Regions from separate parts of the Mus musculus genome. Here region 2 is linked to region 1. The links are chromatin loops, found by intact Hi-C in ENCODE. Cell type or tissue: left cerebral cortex. All regions are shown on one strand. Links, peaks and the distances in the headings refer to the core of each region. The heading gives the core; the rest is flanking DNA.

What was found. Peaks named below come from ENCODE experiments on the same cell type or tissue, not always from the same donor. Only the 100,000 strongest peaks of a DNase experiment are listed, where the experiment ranks them.
Region 2: a loop joins it to region 1, with 4 times the contacts of the local background. A loop is called at or near these places in 2 of 42 quality-filtered maps.

What each region holds. Positions count from the first base shown.
Region 1 is chr1:32,630,427-32,635,941 of GRCm38, reverse strand. The region is part of intron 7 of Khdrbs2 (KH domain containing, RNA binding, signal transduction associated 2); the gene reads right to left. Among named protein-coding and RNA genes, the nearest start is that of Gm24732, 65 kb to the right of the region's middle. In left cerebral cortex, for the core only: no CTCF peak of the experiment used is centred there; DNase peaks (open chromatin) are centred at 2,353 and 3,044; H3K27ac peaks cover 1,506 bases.
Region 2 is chr1:32,171,425-32,176,939 of GRCm38, reverse strand. It overlaps Khdrbs2 (KH domain containing, RNA binding, signal transduction associated 2), which reads right to left and starts at 4,218. Exons shown (of 9, transcript NM_133235.3): 1 at 3,932-4,218. The coding sequence starts at 4,022. In left cerebral cortex, for the core only: a CTCF peak has its summit at 2,244 (motif pointing left); DNase peaks (open chromatin) are centred at 1,272, 2,179, 3,010 and 3,226; H3K4me3 peaks cover 2,454 bases; H3K27ac peaks cover 2,094 bases.

The DNA of each region.
Region 1 (5,515 bases), core at 1,570-4,069:
TTTTTATGAATATGTCATTTTGGAAAAATCATTTAATCTCTTTGTACTCCAGTGTTCACTTTTATTGGTAATAATTTTATAACCCTCAAGTATTAAGGGCATAACCTCTGATAACTCTGGAAAGTGTCCACAATATATCATGTGCTCGACTGCTTTTAGTGAAAGATCCTCCCACCAATGAAAGTATAGCCACATGGCTTGGTTTTTTAATATTCATAAAGGTTGAAGTGCCAAGGAGGATATCAGGTTGAAATATTCTGAGACATTAAATAGCTCTACATGCCTCCCTAAGTTTCATTTGATGGTAATCAGTGTTCATAGGATGAAATATAGGATGATTATTCATGAGGTAAGTGACATATTTGTTCTGCTTATAGATTAAGGATCAAGACAGATGATCTATGTAAGGCATCCAGTGTAGAATTATTATCAGCTTGGCAATGATCGTCATTACATAAAATGGGTATTTTCAGAGTGTTGCATATCAAGCAGTAGAGAAATAGATTTCTGTGAGCCACTGTTTCCGGATCTAACACCACTCAGACATTTCTTCAACTAAAATCCTCTTACAAGGCACTATTTTATCCTCTACTCCCAATTTAGTTCATTATCTTTGGCTTGTTTTGACCCTTTCTTGCATAACTGAAGTGTGAGAAAGTTTATAATGAGAACATTAATCTTCTGTTTAGTTGCACAAAATTATTATTAGAATGTAGCAATTATTTTCAGAAATAAGACCATCAAATGACTGATTAATTAGGGTGCGTGGCACATGGCATTGTTAAATGAACTGTTACAACTACATAGAATTTACTGAACTCTGGCTTGAAACAAACACAACTTAAAATGCATACACATATTTTTTTTGTTGTTGAGTCATATTTCATATGTTTCAATAGGATTTCAGCGCTGTACACATTGGTATTGTTCCTATTTATTTAAATATAGTAGGTTACTCTGAGACTGCAAACAGTGAGATGCTGTGGCCATGTTGTAACTGTGATTCATATTATTCTCCATTCAAACCACAAGCGCATTCTCTCCTGTGCTGTTTAATGTTCTCAATCCACTTGCTCCCGATTCAAGAACTATTTACACACACCATAATTTGGAAGTTAAACACACATGCATAACTGAGTCTGAGAAGGGAACATATACATTTACAAAAGGGATTCTGTTTTGACGACATGTGAGGCTACATTCATCACAGAAACAGCATGCGACAGATGCCAGGCAAGTCTTGTACTGTTCATGAGTAAAAATATCGTGGAACATGTTTACTGTTAAATATTAGAAGTATGTAGATTTCGACCGGAGCCTAGCAGAATAATCATCAGAGAGACCAGAGAGACATTGTCCAGAAACTGATGGGAACGGATGCAGAGTCCTAAAGCCGAACAGAGCTCTGGCAGCTCCGCTGAGGATGAAGAGGGACTATCAGAAAACCAGAGGGATCAGGGACCCAACAAGAACATGGCTCACAGAAAAACTCAACGGGAATCATGGGGGCTCTCAGAGATCAGGGAGTCTATAGGGGTCTGACCCTGGTCCTGTGTGTAAATGTTATGGCTGAGTAGCTTGGTGTTCTCGTGGGAATCCTAAAAGTGGGAGCAGGGGCTGTCCCTAACTCTTTTGCTTATGTGTAGGCTTCTTGTCTTCAAACTGGGTTGCCTCATCCAAACCTTGATGTGATGATATATGCCTCGTCTTATTGTAGCTTGTTATGCTGTGTTTGATTGATGTCTCTGGGAAGTCTGCTCTTTTTTAAGCAGATGCTGAGTGAAGGAGGGGTGGGTCTGGGGGAGAAGGGAGGTGGGAGGGAGAGACTGGAGGGAGGGGAGCGAGGGGAAACTGGTTGAAGTACAAAATATAAGAGAAGGATACAAACATTAAAAAATAAAAAATGTATATAGACTTCTTGCAAAACAGCGAGTCAGAATTTGAGCTCTGTGACTTCTCGCACCACTGCCGCAGCATGTTTAAATAGACTCCTTCCCCTTTTAACACCCGTGGTACCCATCAGTGGTACCCATACACAGTGCAGTGCAGAAGGAAGCCATAGTTCTTTCCTAACCACATGCCTCTGACTATGGTAACCTTAACTCTTTGCACCTAAGAAGCTTTCATCCTCCTCCTAGGATCCAGGTCAACGGTCAGCTTCCCTCAAAGGGGTCATCAATGGCTCTCCTGTCACACTTGCTTTCTGTAGGATTGTTCTCAGGGTTCCACACAGAGTACCTCCCCACATCAGATCTCTTTTATTTTTCAAAGCTCTACATCGTCTATGGCAGTGACTCTATTAATACCCTAATGTGTACAGCACTATGCTAAAATGAAGATTCACACTCTGATTCAACTGTCCTTGGCTGGCGTACAGACATTTACATTTCACTTGCAGTGATTCTGATGTAGAGGTCCAAGCCACTCTTTGTCAAACTTTGCAAATGCAACAATACCTTGACTCTAGCTGCATAGGTATCAAAAGATGGCCTAGTCGGCCATCAATGGAAAGAAAGGCCCATTGGTCAGGCAAACTTTATATGCCCCAGTACAGGGGAAAGCCAGGTCCAAAAAATGGGAATGGGTAGGTAGGGCAGTGGGGGGGTGTGGGGGACTTTTGGGATAGCATTGGAAATGTAATTGAGGAAAATACATAATAAAAAAAAAAGAAAAAAAGAAAGAAAACCACACTAACTGGGAAGATGCAATTCCGAGCTACACTTCTGTTTCTAGACATCTTGCACAAAGCAGAGCCTCTAGATGGTGGCCTCATTAGCACTGCTGAAGGATGATGCCTTTGGAAAAGCTGATGTGTTCCCTGCCAGGCCCCTCTGCTTCTCATTTGTTCCCTTCTCGGGTCTCAAGGAATTCAGTTTTATTGAGTATTGGATAGCCGAATTCCACAACTATTTATGTGAAGTAAGTTTGGAAAATTTAAAATTCAAACACTCTGGAATTTCTCATTTTTAATTTCAAATCCCCAGACTCTGAAGCCAATTACTCCTTCACAAGTTCTCTGTCAGAAATAAGCAGGCTGATCCCAAGCCAAAGCAACAAGAAGCTAGTTATGCCTATTTATAATTCACTAGGCATGGTTAATGACTTGCATGCAAAGTTATTAGCATGTATCTTGGGCACAGATGTCACTGAGGGCATTGTGTAATATGCTGTACGCACATTACTTTGACTTTCTAAAATAAAATAAATTCTAAATTTAAATCATCTGGTTCACTGTATTGCAACTATTGGATGAAAGCCTATGCTTGTTTTAATCCCTGTGTGTGGTATGTGTGGATATAAGGTGTGTGTATGGGTGTATGTATGTAATATATGCATATATAAGTGTGTGATATATTTATGATGCATGTGTGTGATGTGTGTTTGATAAGTACGATGTGTGGATGGTAGTATGTGATGTGTGTGTGTGTGTGTGTGTGTGTGTGTGTGTGCATGTGTGTGATGTGTGTAATTTGTGTACAATTGGTAGTGACACATCATGCCATTGCCCTCAGTGGAGCTCAGAAGGTCAGCTTGAGTACTGTTTTTGTTTTTGTTTTTTTTTTTTCTTGTACCTCCACGCTATCCTTGCACATGTCAGGGTAGATGATCCTAAAGCTTCTAGGCTTCTTTTCCTCTCCCTTCCATAACAGCACTGGGATTTCACATACAATGTCAGGCCTTTTCATGGATTTTGGACATCCAGCCTCAGGACCTCATGCTTGTGTGGCCATGTCCCCGGTTCTGATAGTTTGTCCTAATATAAGGTACTCTTTTTTCCCTTTTTATTATTTTTCTTTTGACATATATATGACTGTGTACTTTTAAATTCATAAATGAAAACTATATTTTATAGTATATAACATATTATTTTATTCATGTATGGATACAATTATGTATATGTATCCATGATGGATATATACAGCTTAGAATTATATAACTATTAAATGAGAATTACATAGATATTATTTTAAGTGTTAATTTTTTTTGGTAGTCATAACACTTAAGCATTTATTTAATGTCTTCTATTATATGTGATATGATTAGCAACTACAGACATTGTGAGGCACAGTAAGTGTTTCTAGTGTATTTTTTGAGAATATTTTCCCTAGTGTTCATGATCTCAACATTCACAGATGGTTGACTCTGCTTACAGTAGTGGATATGAATTCCCTCCCTCTGAGTGGGCCACAAGTCCAGTTAAATTAATCTGTTAGTTACCTCTAAGATACCAGTGCCACTATTGTACCCTTGGACACTTTCAGCCATGTTGGTCACTGTCATTTGTGGGTTAGGACTATTGCTTGTGTTTCTCACCTGGAAGCGTTCACAGCACCTCTGCTGTGATGAGAGGTGGTCCTCAGAGAGGAGATGTAGCTAAGTTCCAGTTCAGTACCATCATGTGTCCGTTTGTGGAGACCTCAGCAGTAGGGTCTTAGCCTCATGTTCTTGTAGGCAACCAAGGGCAAAGGAATGGACTATATTGTTTTGGAGGAACTTTTAAATTCCCCTGTGCAATAATTTTAAGAGAGGTTTCCTGTGCTAGGGACTGGGGTTTTGAGTAGATAGTCTGTGTCCCTTTGATGAGGCAACTGTCAAACCAAGTAGTACGGCTTTATTTAATATATATGGGATATATAATTCATAATGTATGTTTTAAATTATATAGAGAGATTATACCATCAGTAGTTTTCCCTGTTCATTTTCCTATTTCTCCCTTCATAGATCTTGTATCATGCTAACTTCTAAACATGTGGAGTTATGGTCAACAAATAACAACATGCAACACTCATCGTTCCTCTTCTGAATGACCTTACTCAGACTCATATTTTCTGCTTCTACCTCTATACCTGGAATATGTCATCGTTTCATTTTTCTTTATAGCTGAATAAAATTACATCATATATACATGCTAAATTTTCCTTATCCATTCATCAACCAAAGGGCATTGAGGTTGTTTCCATTTTCTAGTTATTGTAAATAGGCCAAAAATGAACATGGCTATAATATGAGCATAGCGAAATATATTGAATCCTCTGGGCTTATGGTACAGATTAGTAAGTATAATTGATCATATTGTAGATTTACTTTGATGATTTTAAAATCATAACAAAAAAGAATGTTTTGTATTTCAGTGTATCATATCGGTTTAATGCAAAACATTTTTAAATTTAATTTTCTTTAATTTTTGAGAGTTTTATTATGTGTATGCAATGTAATTTGATCACATTGACTGTCCAGTCTCTCCCCAAACCTTCTCCCTCATTTCTCTTCCTCATTCCTGCACCTTAACTTTATGTCTTCTTCTTTATAAAGCACAGAGTGCTGCTGCCACATGCAGAAAATAGGACCATCCACTTGACAGTCTACCACAGACCATACCCCTGAAGAAAAAAAACTGACTCTTCCTAATTCAGCAGCCATTTTGTCCAACAGCTCTCATGAAGGGAACTTGAGTTTCTGAGCCTGTCATTCCATTCATGCTAAAACATCAGTTGGCTTCATCTTGTGCAGGTCT
Region 2 (5,515 bases), core at 1,059-3,558, 460 kb after region 1:
AATACTTACCTCAAATTGTCTCTCTGATCCGCATTGCATTTCCCATTTTACAGATAGGAAAAAAAAAAAAAAAAAAGAGTACCATACAGGAAAGCAGACGCATCTTCGCGTCAGCGCAGCCTGTGCAGGGGTCAGTACTCAGTACCAGATTGTTCATTGCTAAAACGCATTGTTTTACTACGTTATTCATTGGTTAGACTGCAGACTGAAGATATCAAGAATTTAATCTATGCCCATGTTTGTTTTTATTTTCAAAATGTAAATAGGATTATACAATATCAACAGAGAGGAAAAAAAAAAAAACATTAGATTCATCAAGAGGAAAGTCCACTGAAATAGTTGCATGAGTAGATTTTTTTTTCTTAGCCAGAAGATGATTTTAGGCATAGGGTCGATAAGTTCCATGACTTAACCATTGTGCCTGGCTCTGCGGAGAACATTTAGGGAATATGATCTAAATTTTAAAGTGATCCTTACTGAGAATTTAAATCCAGCTCGGTTTTGATACGTTATCATTTGTGATAAATACAAATGGATGCCATCTTCCCACACTTAAAAACCCATATGCATCTGTAAACATAAAGGTTAACTACAGTTGTCAGGCCAAGTCTGTCACCAAGAGTCCTAGAGTAGCTCAAAACTATTTTGTTAATCTTTGATTTTTCCTCCCCACTAATTAGCTAAAACATTGGTTAATCCGTTAATATTTGTGAAGAATGCAGAGTAGAAAGCCTTGTCTGAATCATCTTTACTTGAATTGAATAATACTTCAGAAAGTATTAAATGCTGCAATTGAATCAAGAAGTATGAATCTGCCACCCAGCATGTTCAATCAAAAACAAGCATATGTTCACACAGGTACTTCACATACAAGACCCAAGCCTTCAAAGTAGTTCAATAGAATTAAGAGCATGAATCTGTCTCCACTATACAGCATCGTGTACATGCCTCAAATCATGCTATGGTGAAAGAAATGTATTATTACTATATTTACTTATACTGGGAAGGAATGGAAAAATACCAAAAATGTTCAGCTATTGACTTTTTTCTTTCTTTCTTTCTTTCTTTTTTTTTTTTTTCTGTTCAGAATCCGAAAACATCACTCTTCTCAGCAGAGGGCATCTGGGAGTGAATAAGAATTCTGGAAACATTAGGATCTCCTAGTCTCACTATTTTCTTTGAGACAAGAAAACTGGGACCAGGGAAGGAAAACTTACAAAATTCGGCTAAATAAGCATGGAATCAAATTAAGGTAGCATAGATACAAATAGCCTCATGTGACTCCAAGGCTAAAGCAGAATCCGACCTGCGCCAGAACTTTCAGAATCATGCTGGGTTTGTCCCGTGAGCAGATTCAGAAACACCTTCCATAACAAATGGCCAACTACATAAAACTGTAATTACAGCAGGGAAGTTATGCATTATACAAACCCCTTAACACATATTATTCAAAATCTGCTATAACTAATAGTCAAAATCATAAATTATTGTCTTTTAATTATTTTTGTATGACCCCTACTGAAAATACAAAACAGAAAGAAATGAAATAAAATACAATGAAAAGAACAACAACAAAAGTTATTCAAAGCCCCACAGCCTTGTACGCTTAAAGAAGCAGGCACAACTAAGGAGAGGCTGGTATCTATCACTAACCAGAAAGCAAAGTAAGCCATTGTGAGAGCTCCCTGCTTTATATCTCTGCCTCTCGAAACTCATTCCAAAGAATGGAATCATCTAGATCATTCTTACTGCCCCCCTCAGTCTCAAGACTGTCTGCCCAGCACTGCTGACATGCACTCCAGTGTGCACTTTCCTTCCATTTGAGTATCTGTGTCAGGTTTATTTATAGCCGATGCCTTCAAACGCAGCATTTCCAGGTATGAGAAATAAAATCTCTACAGTGATCCTAGAAACCCTCACAAATGGCCTTTGAGAAGACAATGGAAAAAAATCTATAATGCAACATGTGCATTATGATTCGCTGAGACTCCAAAGCACGCTTACCTTACACTCTAGTAAGCATGTGTACAGTTACAGAAGTGATGGCGGCCCTGTGCATCTTTTTATGGAACTATCTGACTACTCTAGGATTACTGCCGCCACCTCTTTCCTTCTCTTTCTCTCTTTTCTCATTAGGAATTCTCTGAAATTTAGGCACCCTCTTTGTTTCTTACTGAGATGCCTTTCTAGTCCTGAGCTTTTTAAAATAACCCATTACAAAAGCAGGCCATGCTTCCCCCTGCTGGGAAAAAATTAAATTACAAGGTACATTAGAATGATTTCCTAAATCTGAAGAAATCTAGTGTTTGGGAAAGAAAAAATCAGCAGGAAACCAGATACTTCGTGGTCTCCTAACTCTTTTACTGGTCAAAAATACTCATGCATCTCACCCTGGTAAGACTTTTATCTACATCTCTTAGTTCTGTAAGTTTTAGAAATACAATTAATACACATTAATTGAGCTAATTATTAAATTATTAAATTATTAAATGAGCTAATTATTGAGCCATCTGTCCCAAAGAGAGCTCCAGGTCAGAGAAGATTTTGAATCTTCTTTCATTGTACACTGAATGGAAATACTTCTGAAGAACTGACTGAAGCAAACAAATCAAAGAACACATTTTAAATCTGTTCATGTTTATTGAGTCATTATTTTCCAATATGCAGTTGCTCTCCAACAGGAGAGAAGAGTACTGTTCGTAACTTTAGTATTTCAGTTTAATTTATTATGACTTGATTATTAGGTAGTGGTAAACATGATTGCATTTCACTGCCTAACTACTCTACAAAGCCAGCTTTTCCCTTGAAAACAGGATAAGTATTTCACATTCCACATTTTTTCCTGGCAGTCTTTCATGAGATACTTTGTTATTATAGGTTATAATAAATAGCAACCACTAAAAATGCCAAAATGCATCTAATGTCTCTGAATCGTATGAGGAGTAAAAATCTTTCTATGATACACAAGTAAATCTCAAAAGTATCTTAATGCTGAGGGGCATGCTGAGAGAAAGATGTCACTGATTCTTCTAGTGGGTAAGACCTCAGGCTACAAAGCTACACTCTAGCCAGTTTGATGATGAAGCACTTCATTATTAATAAAACATTCATCTAAAAATTCTGCAGTTGTGTTAAATAGGAGAGTGCAGGGTACCAGGTATCCTGGATGTCTTCAGTTGCTACCATTGTTTCACATATATGGAACTATATTGGGTTAATATTTCTGACGGAGAAGTTTTCATGTGTACCTTTTTTTTCAAACGACCTTTCAAAGCAATGCAAAAGGCAAGACATAGATGTTCCTCTGGGAACTGAATCTCTGCTACATCACAGGTACACAAAAGAAAACGCACACCTGGTTTAAAAATCAGTTGATCAATTATGGAGCGTTCCTAGGGACCAGTATCTTGCATAGTACCCAATCATCACGTTTCGATTACATTTATAAGCACTTTAGCCTCTGCTTACCACGCTCACATAAATATACGAACATGCATACTTTATTGTTGAATAATTCTAAGACTTTCCAGGGAAAATACCTATTAAAAGCTATCAAAATCACTTTGAAACGCAGAAGGAAAAATATATATTATAAATAAATAAATATATAATAACGTTAATCTGTGACCAAGATACTCTCAGAACACTCCATGGATCGCATTTACTCCTGAACTGATTTTGCTGGCTTCTGCAAAGTAACAAGGTCCCGGTGGATCACCTGACACTTGCTAGTTTCCCTGTCCAGGACCCTAACAGGTCGCATCACTCTGCCATTAGACCTCAGGGCTAATTGAGCCTCCGAGGAGCCAGGCATCCAGCACTGTGCCTCCTGCATTAGGAAAGGGCTCTCAGGGACAGTTTCTGCCCAGCTGAGAGATTGCCCTCCCCAACTTCGCCTTGCCGGGGCTGGCAGGAGCCCAGCCGGTCCTACCTTCCGCCAGAAGGCGCGACGCGTGCACAAAAGATGGATCCAGGCTATCCTTCTCTGCCATCAGCTCAGGCAAGTATTTCTCTTCTCCCATAGCGCGGACTTCGGACCGTGCCCGGTCAGGCGCAATTTCCGCCCGCTCCGACGCCTTGGTCCCTGGCTCCCCCGGGAACCGTTCTTCCACCGTAGAGCGCAGCTCTAGCGCCTGGGGCTGCGCAGACCGCGCTGGTACCTGCCTCTCCCGCGCCCCAGCCAGGCTCCGGCCGTGGCCTCAGCTGGAGAGGATGCCCGTGCGGCCCAACCCCGCCGGCTTCCTATTGGAAGCGGGGTCCGAGGGCGGGGCGCACGCGGAGACTATGGACTATCATTGGGCGGGGCCGCAAGTCGAGTCGCCTGAGTGGCAGGAGGCTGCTGCGGAGGGGAGGGGTGTGCGAAGTGCAAGCGCACTCTCCTGGCCGCCTTAGCCCGCCGTGTTCTCAGGCCTGGCCAGTGCTGTGGAGTGGGTGCGGGCTGCCAGGCAGGCACGAGGATGAGAGAGCAAGAATGTGTGCCCCATGAGCACAGAGGCTGAGCACTTCACCTAGGTCTCCAAGGCACAGGTGTCTCTCCCCTGGATGATCGCAGACTCTTGGGCAAGGTTGGAAATCTGAGACAAAATGTGGGCTGTGTTTCCCATGACCTATATCTTGGGGCAGAAGGATGTCCACTAATGTACAAATGAAGAAGTGCCTGGATTCTGTAGTAGAGCAAAACGCTTCCAGTGTACCTTGCCCGTGATACAGAATTAGTTCTAGGGATCCACCCATTCTTATGGTGCAAAATTCACTCACTGTGTAAACTTAGCGGGGAGAATTGTGAATGAAAGAAGCTAGATGATGCCTAACTTCTGTCGCTCTGATGTTCTCCTATTTTAGACATCAGGGTCTCTTTCGCTGCCATGGGAATGCTGCTGAACTACTTTGTATATGCCCCACCTTTATTTAAATGAGTATTTTACCCACAAGAATCATCGCCAAGGAAGGAGGGATAAGGGAGGTACCCTTCCCTTCCAGATGGGACCCCTGAGCTGTACCTTGTCTACTTAAAATGAAATGATTCTTTCTTTAAAATTATCTTTTCCCAAACAATCCCTTGTCAATATTTCTACCACCCATTCACCTGGGACAACTTTCCCAGTATATAAAACCTGCTGGGAGTTTCCTAATTTCTCTTATTCTGTCCACAGTGTTACCTAAGTATTTATTTTAGGTGAAATTAGGATGTTATATTGATTTTTGTATGACATTTTAAAAAGTTAACATGTTTCACATCCATGAGATAACTCACTCCAGCTCAGAAAAACACTGAGCAACCCAGAGATACCAGGTTTTGCTTCTGTAGTCGGTGTAATATACCTCATAGCTATGCTAAAGCTGAGGCTAAAATTCAAATGTAAGTAGTATGAAGCTTCAGACAGCAGGGTTTACCCTACTCTCCCATATGCTAGACACTTTTAGACTGTGCATACATCCAATTAGTGTTTAAAAGTATTGAAAAGGGTCTAGAGACTGGACTTGAATAATTGCCAAATGAGATAGACATACTGTG